Linked DNA regions of Homo sapiens: region 1 is linked to region 2. The links are chromatin contacts, found by Hi-C in ENCODE. All regions are on one chromosome and are shown on one strand. Each heading gives the region's core, a stretch centred on a gene start or an enhancer-like site at or near the end of the contact. The rest is flanking DNA. Distances are from core to core; before and after follow the strand shown. Region 1 overlaps SPSB4 (splA/ryanodine receptor domain and SOCS box containing 4). Region 2 overlaps LOC124906291 (a long non-coding RNA gene).

Region 1 (6,548 bases), core at 2,328-4,827, 350 kb after region 2:
AGAAGGGGTTGCCAGGCAGAGGCTCCTGAGCTCGGTGATTTAACTAGCTCTGTGAATTCAGTAAGACTCTGACCCTCGCTGGCCCCCATTCACAGCAGAAGGGGCTTGCACCAGAGTCCCTAAGGCCCTGCCCACTTGGACACTCTATCTGGAATTTTAAACATTAGCCCAAGCAGGACAGAACAGCGAAAGAGGCCACCGCAGACAAATAAAAATCTTTTATTTTATTTTTTTTTTTAAGACAGAGTCTCGCTCTGTTGCCCAGGCTGGAGTGCAGTGGTGTGATCTCGGTTCACTGCAACCTCCACCTCCTGCGTTCAAGTGATGTTCGTGCCTCAGCCTCCCAAGTAGCTGGGATTACAGGCTTGAGCCACCATGCCTGGCTAATTTTTGTACTTTTAGTAGAGAAAAGTTCACCATGTTGCCCAGGCTGGTCTTGAACTCCTAACCTCAGGTGATCCACCTGTCTTGGCCTCCCAAAGTGCTGGGATTACAGGCCTGAGCCACTGTGCCTGGGCACAAATAAAAATCTTCAAGTCAATTTTAGAGACTAGCAGAGGGGATGTAAGGCTGTCCCAATAGTTACAGGATGATATTCACATGCAAGACAGACTCCCAGAAGGAAACTCAGAAACCTAAGGGACTACCTTTCTTCTTCAGGGCTGAGTTGAAGGCATTGTTGAAACATGTCTTCACCAATACTGTCCTTGCCCTGGATGGACACATAGTGGGGACAGGACAGAGGCCAGGCCCAACTCTGTTTTCTCTGTCGCTGAACAGACTCTTCTCGTCTTATTTATTTTTTTCCTAAGCCTTTTGCATTCCTATGAACACACCTTTCCAGTGAATGAAGCGACATTACCATTAAGATAGTCTTATCACTCTGATTTACTCAAAAGATAAATAATGTATGAACTTCCATTCTACTAACTTTTATGTTAATTACTAATGGATTTCTGATGGTTTTGCCTCCAGCATCCGTCACCTGCCCTTTAGGTAAAACATTTCAGATCCCTTGGGGAGTGTGTTTTTCCTGAGGCTTTGCCCCATCCCAACCCCAGGCGTGGAGCCTCTGACCAGGCTGAGCCAATCAGCACATTCCAGTCCAGTGGCCACTGTGACTGACTGGTTCAGGGGTGAGCCTGAGATCCCAGTGGGGCCCATGAGAGTGGATTCCAGGACTTGTGCTGGGCATGGCCTGCAATAAGAAGGAGCAACAGGTGGACCCAGGGCCTCCTTGAAGTCATTTGGGGACCTGAGAAAGATGACCCCATACAGAGGCCTCTAGAATGTGTATGTAGGAGGGGCTCAGGAGTGGTGGTCTGTGAGATGGGAGATCTAGGAAACACTGTCTGCTTAGATCCTGTTATTTCAGGTAGGTTGAGGGTGTGGGGCCTAAAGCCCCATAAGACACCCCTAAGGTGCCACTAGACACGAAGGAAGAAGAGCTGAGAAATGGAGAGAGAGACGTCAGACCCTGCCAATGGTGTTTGAACCTGGGATTACAGGTGAGGCTAAAGCAACTACAATTACTCAGTGACAAAAGCACATATATTCCTTTTATTAACTTAAGGCAGTTTGGGGTCAGGTCTTCTGTTCCTTATAAAAGAATACAACTAACAAACTACTTCTGCTGTGCTAAGCCCATCCTAGACCCTGAACTTGGTTTCTTGAACTCTGATCGGAGGTAATTCCTGATGGATACCCTAGGGTGTGGTAGAGGGTCTCTGGTCTGGTGAGAAAGGCATGGGGTGAGAACTGCCCTTAAGAGGACTGCAGTCAGAGCAGATCCCAGGGAGGGTGAAAAGCCATAATGGGATACCTGAGGCCAGGCCAAGGTGCACACTTAGAGGAGGAGGTGCTGCCTTCATGGAGTGGCCCGAGGGCTCCAGAAAGCCTTGCCCCACACTATCTCCCCAACTGGTACCTCAAAACCCACCTGAGCATTTTTCTTTGAGTTCAGTGCAACATAGGAGGACAATAAAGAGGGAATGTCCAAGTTAAAACGGAGTCTCCAGGGACACCAGCCCACACAGGAGCTGCAAAAAAAGGATCTGCCACCTAGAGGGCTGGAGTGGCTGACTCAGTGCCACCACGGCCAGTCTAGGGCAGAGCACAGACTAGAACCTCTGAATTCTCACTTCCAAATTGTAGTCCCTTCCAATGGCCCATAGCTGTTGTCTTTGCTCTTGATTTACATCCCGTTATGCAAAATCTGTACCACCAGGTGGCGATGTAGTTACCACATGTAGTGTGGAATTTTAAGTGGCCATCACGGATTCTCTTTTATGAAAGTGTATCTTTATTTCATCTAAAAGATAATAAGCAGTTTACCAGGAAAGGGAGATGGAAAAGAAATTTTTTTAAAAAACGTAGTAAGCATTTAAAACTTTAATCTATTTTATTATAACTTTGAAGGCAAAGAAAAGAATTATGATTACTTACATTGTGTCTTCTTTATTAATTACTTGCCTCTTCCTAACCCTGTCAATGAGGGAGTGGAGAGAAGCCATACCTTGAAGTCAGACCCGCCTGGCTTTGAAATTCAACTCTGCCGTGTATTAGCTGTATGTCTTCGGCAAGTCACTTCTCTTTGAGCTCAAATGATCCATCTGTAACAATGGATTCAATACTACGCCAGACAGGGCTGCTGCATCCTCGGGGGGCAGCATATAGTAGGTGTTTGATAAATCTCAGTTAAATGAATGAATGAGGTACCTAGTGGAATGCTTGGCATAATATAGCAAGTACCCAATAAATGAAACTTATTACTAGAGGCAAAAGGGAAGCAGATCTACCAATGAAATTATAGGCCATGGGCAGTAAGAAATGGGGCTTTGTAGGGGATGTGGGAACTCAGTGGGAGGCCAGGAATCAGCGCAATGGTGACTGCCCACTGGCTTACTGCACAAGGCGGATGCTTTTCAACTTCAGTGTGTAACATCCCGTTTCACCACGCACCTCAGCCTCAAAGCCCTTCTGGAATCCTTTCTGCCTTGCAGTGAAGTTCTGAAGGAGAATTCCCATCCACCCTTTTCTGTGAGCCTTTCTGGCCTCACCTGTGAAAAAGAGGCTAAAATGGTTCCTGAATGTATGGTGCTAAAGATATTTAAGGAACTCAGTCTCCTCATTCATCTGACTCCATCCGCCTTGTGGGCTGAAGACTTTCCAGACTCAGGGCCTCATTCTCTACGTCTGTAAAACCTGCAGGCGGCTTGGATGGTACCCATCCCTTCCAGAGGTGGGATCTTGGGTGTACTCCTACCCCTCAGGCTGACAGGCCTTCCCAGGGGCACAGAATTCTTTTAAAAGGAGCATTGGTTCACTTCAAACCTCCTCAACTCTAACGGCGCAAATTCTGTGACGCTTTATTTTTCCCAGCTTGAATGGGTAGACCTAGCACCTCATAAAGTGACAAGGAAAATATTTGGCTGGTTTCGTAAACCGGGGCCACAAAGGCTCACTTGTGATGGGCCGGCCGCGCAGCCTGTGCTGGCTCCCAGGACGCCCTGGCAGGCCCTGCCCAGGTCTGGGCAGCAAAGTCTGCAGACACCACTGCCTGCCTGACACCGGCCACCTGTGTGCAGGTCACGAGGTCTGGCAGCCTTTCATTCCCGCCTGGCCATCTCCTCCCACAGACTTCCAGAATCTAAGCTGCCAAAAACAACCCCAGCCATCTGCCATGCAGAGGAGATCCTTGGGGGTGTGTCTGGGAGGCCCTCAAAGAAGCTTCTGTGGCTGGTCAGTGGCAGCCACCTGGGAGGTGTCTGCAGCGTGTCCAGGTCACAGTCTGGCCCCAGCAGGCTCTCCTCAAGGAATCTACCCACAAACTTCCCTCTTGCCAGTCTCATGTACTTTCTTCCCCTTCCCCAAGAAATGAAGCACATTCCAGCCCCTTGCCTTTGCTCCTGCCACTCCCACTGCCTGGAGTGCTTTTCCCCTGCCCTCTCCCTCCAGCCCATTCCTGCCCCATTTCAATGCTGCACAAGGTCCTCCTCTCGGCCCAGTCCCTCTGTCATTCTGCACCCGCAGGGACCTGCAGGCACTCCTTGTCTGTACCCCTCACTAGATAATCACACCCTTCTAGGGGCTGCTTTATAGTTTAATGCTGGTATTATTTATTTCACTGCTGAGATCATTTCACTGACACCTCATTTATTGGAAACTGTTGGGGAAAGCTTTCTCAACATGAGTGAATTTGTCGGATCAATGGTCCTTTTAAGTGACGAACCTACTTTGAGCATGATCTCTTTGGGTGGGAATTTTTCTAAGACTCATTATTCCCTGATCTTGAACTAATCACCCTAAACATAACTGAATCCATTCTGGAGGATTCAGAATTAGAAGGAAAAAAAAAAAAAAGGTCATTTTTGGTACTACAACCTTGCTCTGCCTGGCTCCTGAGGGCTGGGCCTCATGCCCCTTTGCTGAATGGCTCCGGACAGCTGCACTTTAAGAGTTCTTGTTTGCTGTGGCTGTTCTGTGTCCCTCATGTGGGTAGGCAGTTCGCTGTTGGAGGGTTGCGGCTGGTGTGCCTGTCTCTGGCCTTACCTACCCTACATTCTCATTTGTGGTTTGTTGTGCGGAGGGAATGGGAGGCAGGTAACCAGGGAGGTATAAATGAACTGCAAGCAAGTAGCACCTGAGAAGACCTTTCTTTAATATACTTCAGGACAGAAGCTGATTCCTTCCCAGGCACCAACTGAGTCTTTTCCATTCATTTTCAGGGTCAGGATTGTGTACAGCTGAGGGCACCAAAAGTGTGTGCTGTTCCGATGCTGCCATTTCCTTGGGTTGATGAGTGAGCTGGATGGGAAGCTCTTTGCTCCCTGTCGTGGGGCCCCTCTGTGTCCACACTGTGCCTGACCTGGAGTAGCTCAGTAACAAGTCCTAGTTGACTTGCCTTGGGGGATGTGGCCTACCCCAGGGTTCACTGTTATCAGCTCCTGCTTTAGAATTAATTGTGCCTTGAAAGGGCATGCTAGGTCTGCAAATGGAGCCAGCTCAGAGGGGGACATGGCTCCAGGCCAGTGTAGGCTGCTGTCTTCAGAGGCTGCCCCTTTGCCACTGGGATTCCTAAAGCCCTGTTGTTAACAATCAGGTATTGGGAAAACAGAGACATCAAACAGCTTTATGCAGCACCCAGGACAGGCGCGGCCACTTGGGAGCCATTCCTTTTTTTGTAAGTGACCGTATCTGGTTTGGGCTGCAGGAAATCCTCTTTTAGGGTCTGGGAATAGAGGGGAGTCCTGGAGTCCAAGTGTGAGGTAGAGGCAGAGATGTGGCCTCTTCCTCATGGGCAGGCTTGGCTGCCCTAGGGCTTGAGGAGTTCTGCCAGGCAGTGTTCTCTTGGCCATGCTTTCTTTGAGCAACCGCATTGACCTCCAGGCATCTCAAAGGGGCCACTTACCTGTTAGTAAGTCTGCAATTTTGCCCACACCCCAACTTATCCTTACTGAAAATTTTCATATATACAAAGTTTCTGTTCCTGCTTGGTTCCTTTATCCTCTGTGAGACCCTGCCTGCCTCTCCAGCTTTTTTTCCTGCCATGCTCCCTGCATGTCACCTGCCACCTGAGTTCTTAAATTGTGCCAGCCTCCCTCTTGCCACAGGGCCTTTGCACATGCTGCTGCTGCTGCCTAGAATACCTTTTTCTTCATCCCTCACCCCCAAACAGGCACCTCACTTGTTAATTCCTCCTCTAAGCTTAGAGGTTCCTTAGATTGGCCTTCTCTGGCTCTCAAGACAGACCAGGCCCCACTCATACACTCTCCCAGGACCATCTACCTTCCCGACATGCCACCCTGCACACTAGTAACCACAGGCTAATTTCTGTAATCGGTTGTATGTTTTCCTTGCTAAGTTGTACGTTCCATGGGGTAGGATCCCTGGCTGCCTGTTCGCTGCCTTATCTTCAGTACCTAGCACAGGGCCTGGCCACAGTACCTGCTCTGTATATATTACTCAGTTACTAAGTGACTACACCCTTCACTCCAGCTCTATCCACACTGAGCTGCCCCAGACCCCGAGCCCTCTCATAACTCCGATTTCTTGCTCTTTCTGCCTGGATACACCTTTATTGCTTGAGTAATTCCTAGTCTTAGATGAAGGAATGAATGAATCAATGAAAGCATGAATAAACAAACTATTAGAACTTTTGGTGATTTATGTGAGAATCCACTGCACAACTGGAAAGGCACGAAATGTGGGGCTAGAGGAGCATTCCTGGAGGAAAGGGCCCTTGAGAAGGAGTACTGCCTTCAGGGAAGCATGATGACTTTACAAGCATCTCTCTAAATGCTTCAGGGAAACCTACAAGTCTCCAGTGAGCAAGGGCTGGTGCGTGGAAACGAATAGTGCAGAACCTATTATGACTAGTTTAAGATGTGCAACACGTTATCGGTGCATCTTCTATTTAGTGTGCTGTCAGTTGTTTAGCTTAAGGGAAGGTAAAAACATTAATACGTGGGAAAGAATTTAGGTGTCCATGATTTGGGGAATATTACACAGGTAATAATAAGAGCCATCTGATGGTGATCACCACTGTG
Region 2 (6,435 bases), core at 406-2,905:
CAGAGTTGGTCCTGTCTGGCCTGGGCAAGCCCCTTAACCCCCTGGTCAGGGGTTTGTGACCAGCCTGGCCAACATGGTGAAACCCATCTCTACTAAAAATACAAAAATTCCCCGGGCATGGTAGCACGTGCCTGTAATCCCAGCTACTCCGGAGGCTGAGGCAGGAGAATCACTTGAACCCGGGAGGCGGAGGTTGCAGTGAGCCAAGATCGCACCATTGCACTCCAGCCTGGGCAACAGAGCGAGATTCCATCTCAAAAAAAAAAAAAAAAAAAAAATCTACCAAATAGCTTAGCCTAGTCTACCTTAAATGTGGGTCAAATGCTTACTTTAGCCTGCAGTTGGGCAAACTCATCCAATGCAATGCTTATTTTATGATAAAGTGTAGAATAGCTCATGAAATTTATTGAATACTGTACTGAGTAAAAAATGGAATGCTTGTATGGGTACTCAAAATATGGTTTCTACAGAATGTGTATTGCTTTTGCATAATCATGAAGTCAAAAAGTTGTAAGTGGAAACCTCAGAAGTCAGGGGTCATTTGTGTTGGTGTTTTCTGGATTCTTCCTTCTCTATACAAGCTTCATGGACGGGACACCTTGCACTCCTAGCTTCAACAATTCTAAAACCCAAAGACTATCCTTGATCCATCCCTAGCCCTCACTTCCCATATATCATCAAACATCACGTCCTGCTGATTCTCTCCCTTAAGTATCTCCCAAATCCTCCCCTTTCTCTCTATCTTCACTGCAATCACATCATCAGTTAAACTAAACTAAATTTGGCCTAAGGATGCCTTCATACTCAAGTCCAAAATGAACTGCAACCTTACTTAGTTGCATAAACTAACTAAATGCCTAAACTAACAGCTGAGTCTCAGTTCAGCAGCTGAGCTTCAGTCAATCTCAGACAGCTGACTGATTGACATAAGGCAAAACAGTGAGCTGTAGCCCATGAAGCTGCCTCTGTACCTTACTTCTTCCATTTTCTTCTTATAAATGCTGCCTGACTACGTTGTAGGCTGGAGTTCTTAAAACCTATTCTGGTTCTTAGGGGTCCCCAATTCACAAATGGTTCTTTGCTCAATTAAACTCTGTTACATTTAACTTGTTTAAGGTTTTTCCAGTTAACAAATCCAAGCCACTATAATCTCTAGCCTGCACAACTGCAGTAGCTTCCTAACTGCTCTACTTCTGGCCGCTACTGTCTTCCAAGCCATTGTCTACATTTCAGCCACAGTGACTTTTTTGTAATACAAAACTGATTAAATATACCTCTTCTTGTCCCAACCTGCTTTAAATAATTCAATGGCTTTCTGATGCTCTTAAGATCTTCTGGATCTTAAGAATAAGATCCAAATTCTTGGCATGACCTTGAAGGTTCTGCATGGTATGGCTCCTGTCCTCTAGTCTGATTTTAAATCAATTTCTCTGTACTCTGGCCACCACTGGCCTCCAAAGAACTGTGTTCCCTCCACAGGCTGCCCTTGATATCTGTTAGTCCCTCAACCTAGAAACTCTCTCTCCTTTCAACTCTTATTTATCTTTCAGACCTCAGCTCAAAAGTTACTTCCTCAGGTCTAGGTCTGAAAACAAAAAGTTACTTCCTCAAAGACAGCCTCCCTTGAACCTCCCAACTAGGTTACATTCCTCCATTAGATGTCCTCAGAGCACCATGCAGCCCTTCTGCATAGCATTTAGTATGGTTGTAAATAATCAGCTTTTTAGCCTTTTGTGTTCCCCACTATGTCACAGGCTCCAGGGACTATTTGTTTTGGCCATTCTTGTGCTGTACTCCCACCTCAAATATATTTTGAATGAATAAAATACAACTTTCAAATCCTTACCTCAAGTCAGTCTCCTCTTCTGAACTTCCAACCCAGGTATCTAGTTTGTTGGCAACACCATCCTTCTAATTGTTCAGGCCCAAACCTTGGTGTCATTTTTGATCCCTCTCTTTTTCAACCCCTGGTATCTACACCATTAGCAAATCTATCAGATCTGTCTTCAAAATACATCCAATATCTAAGCCACACAGAGTGTACCTCCTAATGGAAGAACATAACCCAACCTAAGAAGTTGCCTTGTTTCTTCCTAGACTGTGAACACCGAATTTCTTCGGAATGAAATTGCGAAGGGAAAAAATAGAAAATCTATAGATTATAAGACAGGTATATCAACTAATTGTAGTATGGGACTTTAGTTGGATTCTGATTCCAATTGTAAAAAATATATATATAATGATGAGACAACCAGAAATTTTAACGAATGGAACTTGATATTAAGGAAATGTTAATTTTTAAGGAATGGTAATGATATGGTTATATTAAAAATGTTGTTTACCTTTTTAGAGATGTATACTGACATATTTACAGATGAAATGGTATGATGTCTATGATCTGCTTCAAAATAATACAGTGGAGAAGGAAAGTAGGTGAGGGTATTGATGAAACAACATTGGCTGTGAATTGTTGATTGTTGAATGATGGGTACACTGGGTTTCACCAAACTATTCTACTTCTGCATAGGCTTGAAAATTTCCACATTACAAAATTAAAAATCTATCTCCAGAATGTGACCCATTTCTTACCATCCCCACTACTCCCACCCTCTTCCAAGCCACTGTCATCTCCCGCCTGTGCTGCCACAGTCTCCTATCTCATCTCCCTGCCTCCACCCTTGCCCCGGGCTGTGGTCTATTCAGTACACGCAGTAAGAGTGATCCTTGTAATCATATCAGATCCTTCCACTCTCTGCTGAAGTCCTCCAAAGGCTTCTCATCTTGCTTGGATATTGTGTTAACTCTCTCTGAGTTCATCTCTTACTACCCAGCCCCCTTCTTTGCTTGCCCACTGCCTTATGCTGTCAGGATAGAGGTCCAACTCTGGCAAAGCCAAGGCCCTGATGATGTGTCCCATGTGCCTCTCCAGGTTCATCATCCCAAACGCCAGACTTTTGGAACAACCTACATTCCCCGGTGGCTCCTTTGTTTTAGTTGCTCCTCTCTGGACCCGACGCCTCTGGTGAAGCCCAGCTCCACCAGCCCCCGCTCAGTATCACTTCTCTCTGCTTTGGTTCTAGGCCTCTTAAGAGCTCAGAGTTTTGTTTTATAATCATCTATTGTCTCATCAATCTCCTTCACCAGACTTAAGTTCCTCAAAGGCACAAGCTACCTCACATCTCTGTAGTCCTAGTTCAGCAGTAAAAATTAAGTATATTTTGAATGAATTAATTACAATTTTACATAAGTTAGCATTATTATTTTTTTTTGAGATGGAGTCTTGCTCTGTTGTGCAGGCCAGAGTGCAGAGGCACGATCTCAGCTCACTACACCTCCGCCTCCCAGGTTCAAGTGATTCTCCTGCTTCAGCCTCCCCAGTAGCTGGGATTATAGGCACCCACCACTATGCCCAGCTAAAGTTTTGTATTTTTAGTAGAGACGGGGTTTCACCATGTTGGCCAGCCCATTCCTGAACTCCCGCCTCGGCCTCCAACGTGCTGGGATTACAGTTGTGAGCCACCACGCCCGGCCACATTATTACATCTTTAAAATGTCTGTTTACCAGTTTCTCTAACTGGAATAAAATACTTTCACCTATAATTACATACAAGTCATATATTTTAAAATTATTGCAAAAAAGTGTTTGATTTTCCACAAAAACATTCTAAATAGAATGTTTTAGATGTTACTAATGAAATAATAAAATATAACATTTCTAACTAGTTCTTCATTCGTTGTCTAAATTTAGAGTGAATAGTTCTAAATTGCACACCCAGCCAACTTTCTTGCTCACTGACCATCTTGCTTGAGGAACTGGGTTAGGATGTACAAACTAGGGAGGGAGTAAAGGAGGCTTCTCTCTCCAGAAGAGAAATCAATAGCTGGTCAGGATTTGGGGAGGGCGAGGGGGATGCATTCTCAGATTTGGAGGAAACTGAAGTGGAAGAGCTGTTGCTTCTGTAAAAATAAACTGATAAGAGACAGATGGGAGTGCAACTAAATCAATCAGTAGGTGATGAGAAAAGATGAGTAGCAAGAATGAAAGTATCCGAAGTAATGGAAAAAAATATACTAACACTTTTGTTTTATGCTTTTACTTTCCCAATTGTTACAGATGCTTTCAATATTAAATCTGTTGTTCTTGTACATAATGAAGTTAGTTTTAGCAGATAACAGTTATCAAATTTTTGGTGAATCTGGTTTGGATTGCCCTTCCAATACAAAATTGATGCTACTGGCCAGCCACCGGTAGGCCTGGCAGTAATTTTCTCTGTGTTGGTGATGGACTGTGCTGCCTGAGCCACCGACATCCCCTCTCACATTGCCCACTGGGACAAACTGCAGGCATTTGCAAGATAGTTAGTTAGCTAAGTTTAGGAGTAGAGTCTGTGACGACGGAACGTATTTTTTTCTTTGTGTGAAAATTACCAGCTTATAATGCTATTACAATTTTACTCCATATCCTTAAAAAAGTGCACAAATTTTACTGATTTTATAGGGCAATCTCCTGAGATATAAGGGAAGCCCAATTCAGGGGAAGCTGAACCTGACACAGCCTCCTTTAATCCTGTTCCAGGGCAGTCACTAACTGCCATCCTAAAGCTGCATTACTTTATCATATCTCCTTTCCTCATACTCTGTTCAGTTTCTATAAATGATTTTTCTCTACAGTGTTGAGAAGGAACAAAAACATGGGCTTTGGAGTCAGGCAGACCTAGGTTAGCATCCTGGCTTTGTCTGGTTGTGAGACCTTCTCAAAGTCACTATAAAACGAGGATAATGAGGTCGAATTCTGGTGCGTGTGTGTTAATGAAATAGCCTATGTAAAGACATTGCCCAGTGCCTGGTACTCAATAAATGTAATTTGTTTCCCACGGATGAGTGGAGCAGAATGCTTCCTGGAGAGCATTTCATTCTCTGATTTATCATTATAAGATCAGGCCTATCCAAAACACTCAATCATCAGAAGACTTCAATCTCTTTTATTCTGCTTTTTTCCTAATGTCATAATCCATTTGACTCCTAAGCATGTAAGTAGGTACCACGGAATGTAAACAAGTAAGGAAACAGAAATAAACTGAATAATACGTGGAAACAAAGCTGTGACTCACACAGATGAAATAGCTGCACAAAAGAAATAACATGAAAACATTTAAAAAGAGACTTAATGTAGGAATAAGCTATTTTAATCAAGCAAAAACAAATTTATATCCATTATTTCTAAAAATAAAATTAGACTTTTCCAATCCTTAACATCTGCATTTAATAATATCTTCTAACCAAAATACAGATGCTAAAACAGCAAGTTACATTATATCTTGTACAGCATACAGTATGTTCACTGTTTACACTTACTTTAATTCTAGTTGGTCATGTACTCAATGCATACTTAAACATCACTCAATAAAATTTTCACAATTAACAAAAAAATGTGACAAGGCTGTCTTAAAACGGCTCTGCTATAAATTGTATAGAATATACAGAATTACAAAGTCAAGTATTTTTTTATCAAAATATACACCCCTCCCTGAAACTAACACAAGCTATCAACATTTTAAATGAATACAATTATAGAAAATATTTGCAAAATTATTTTTTCATGTATAAATATTCTGCCATATTTACTTTGGTCTAGAATTATCAGCATACAAGTCCACTTAAAAAATATCCACATATAAGGGCTGGGAGAGAGACATCACTACAGGTAATTTTATATTTGGGGTTAACTCAAATCAAAATGACTAGAATATACAGTAAATGTCTTTGATTAATATTATTAACTGATAAAACAAATTAGTGGATCATAGGATTGCTTATTCAATATTCTAATTATCAATTCAAAAATGATTTTCGTAAGCCCTTTGTGACTATCTCTTTAATAAAACCCAAATGAATAGTGTAGGGTGTACATATATACAATGTATAAAATAAAGTTGAATTTGCTTGCATTTTCCCATTTTTCTCTACTTATATAATACTGTATGTAAGTGAAAGTAGATGAACAAAAGATAAATGCAGATACAATAGTGGGGTTACTTAACAGCAAGGTACTACAGTATTAAAAGGTCAACTTTAATCATGTCCTTTCCTGGGCGTTTAAATGCTTTCTTACCCACCCAAATCCATACTAAGTCTTCTTCATGGAGACATCACACTTGTAGACAGAAACCGGAGTCCTTTGAGCTACTTCTTCACAATGATAACCTTCCAATCTTCGATAACCTTGGGTTTCCATCTGTCAAATCCAATGAACATGAATGACTGCAGGTCACGCTGAAACTGCATTCCGGATTCTGTTCACACTGGTGATCAAAGGGTAGAAATGTTTTCTCTCTCCCTTCTATTCTGGCAGTTTGAAAAAGAATCATGAGTTCCGGCTTTCCAGGAACCTAGTCCACATGATAGAATATGCTGTAGGGCAATTAGATTTGAGGG

The links. Hi-C counts contacts between places; a loop is a spot of excess contacts on that map. Pooled maps may share reads with other maps.
Region 1: a pooled map shows a loop between it and region 2 (19-fold over the local background). The contact joins two enhancer-like sites. A Hi-C loop is called at or near these places in 1 of 168 maps with a recorded cell type or tissue (esophagus muscularis mucosa), 1 of 37 single-sample maps with no recorded cell type and 9 of 50 pooled maps.

What each region holds. Positions count from the first base shown.
Region 1 is chr3:141,101,645-141,108,192 of GRCh38, reverse strand. The region is part of intron 2 of SPSB4 (splA/ryanodine receptor domain and SOCS box containing 4); the gene reads right to left. Among named protein-coding and RNA genes, the nearest start is that of SPSB4, 54 kb to the right of the region's middle. RefSeq lists an enhancer at 4,730-5,246. Within about 2 kb of position 3,577, at least 2 of the 41 ENCODE cell types and tissues checked have a DNase peak (open chromatin) inside an H3K27ac peak, as active enhancers do.
Region 2 is chr3:141,447,436-141,453,870 of GRCh38, reverse strand. It overlaps LOC124906291 (a long non-coding RNA gene), which reads left to right. Exons shown (of 2, transcript XR_007096120.1): 2 at 1-5,232. ZBTB38 (zinc finger and BTB domain containing 38) reads right to left here. Exons shown (of 6, transcript NM_001376113.1): 6 at 4,079-6,435. Among named protein-coding and RNA genes, the nearest start is that of RASA2, 36 kb to the left of the region's middle. RefSeq lists an enhancer at 1,600-1,739 and a silencer at 2,533-2,705. Within about 2 kb of position 1,655, at least 5 of the 41 ENCODE cell types and tissues checked have a DNase peak (open chromatin) inside an H3K27ac peak, as active enhancers do.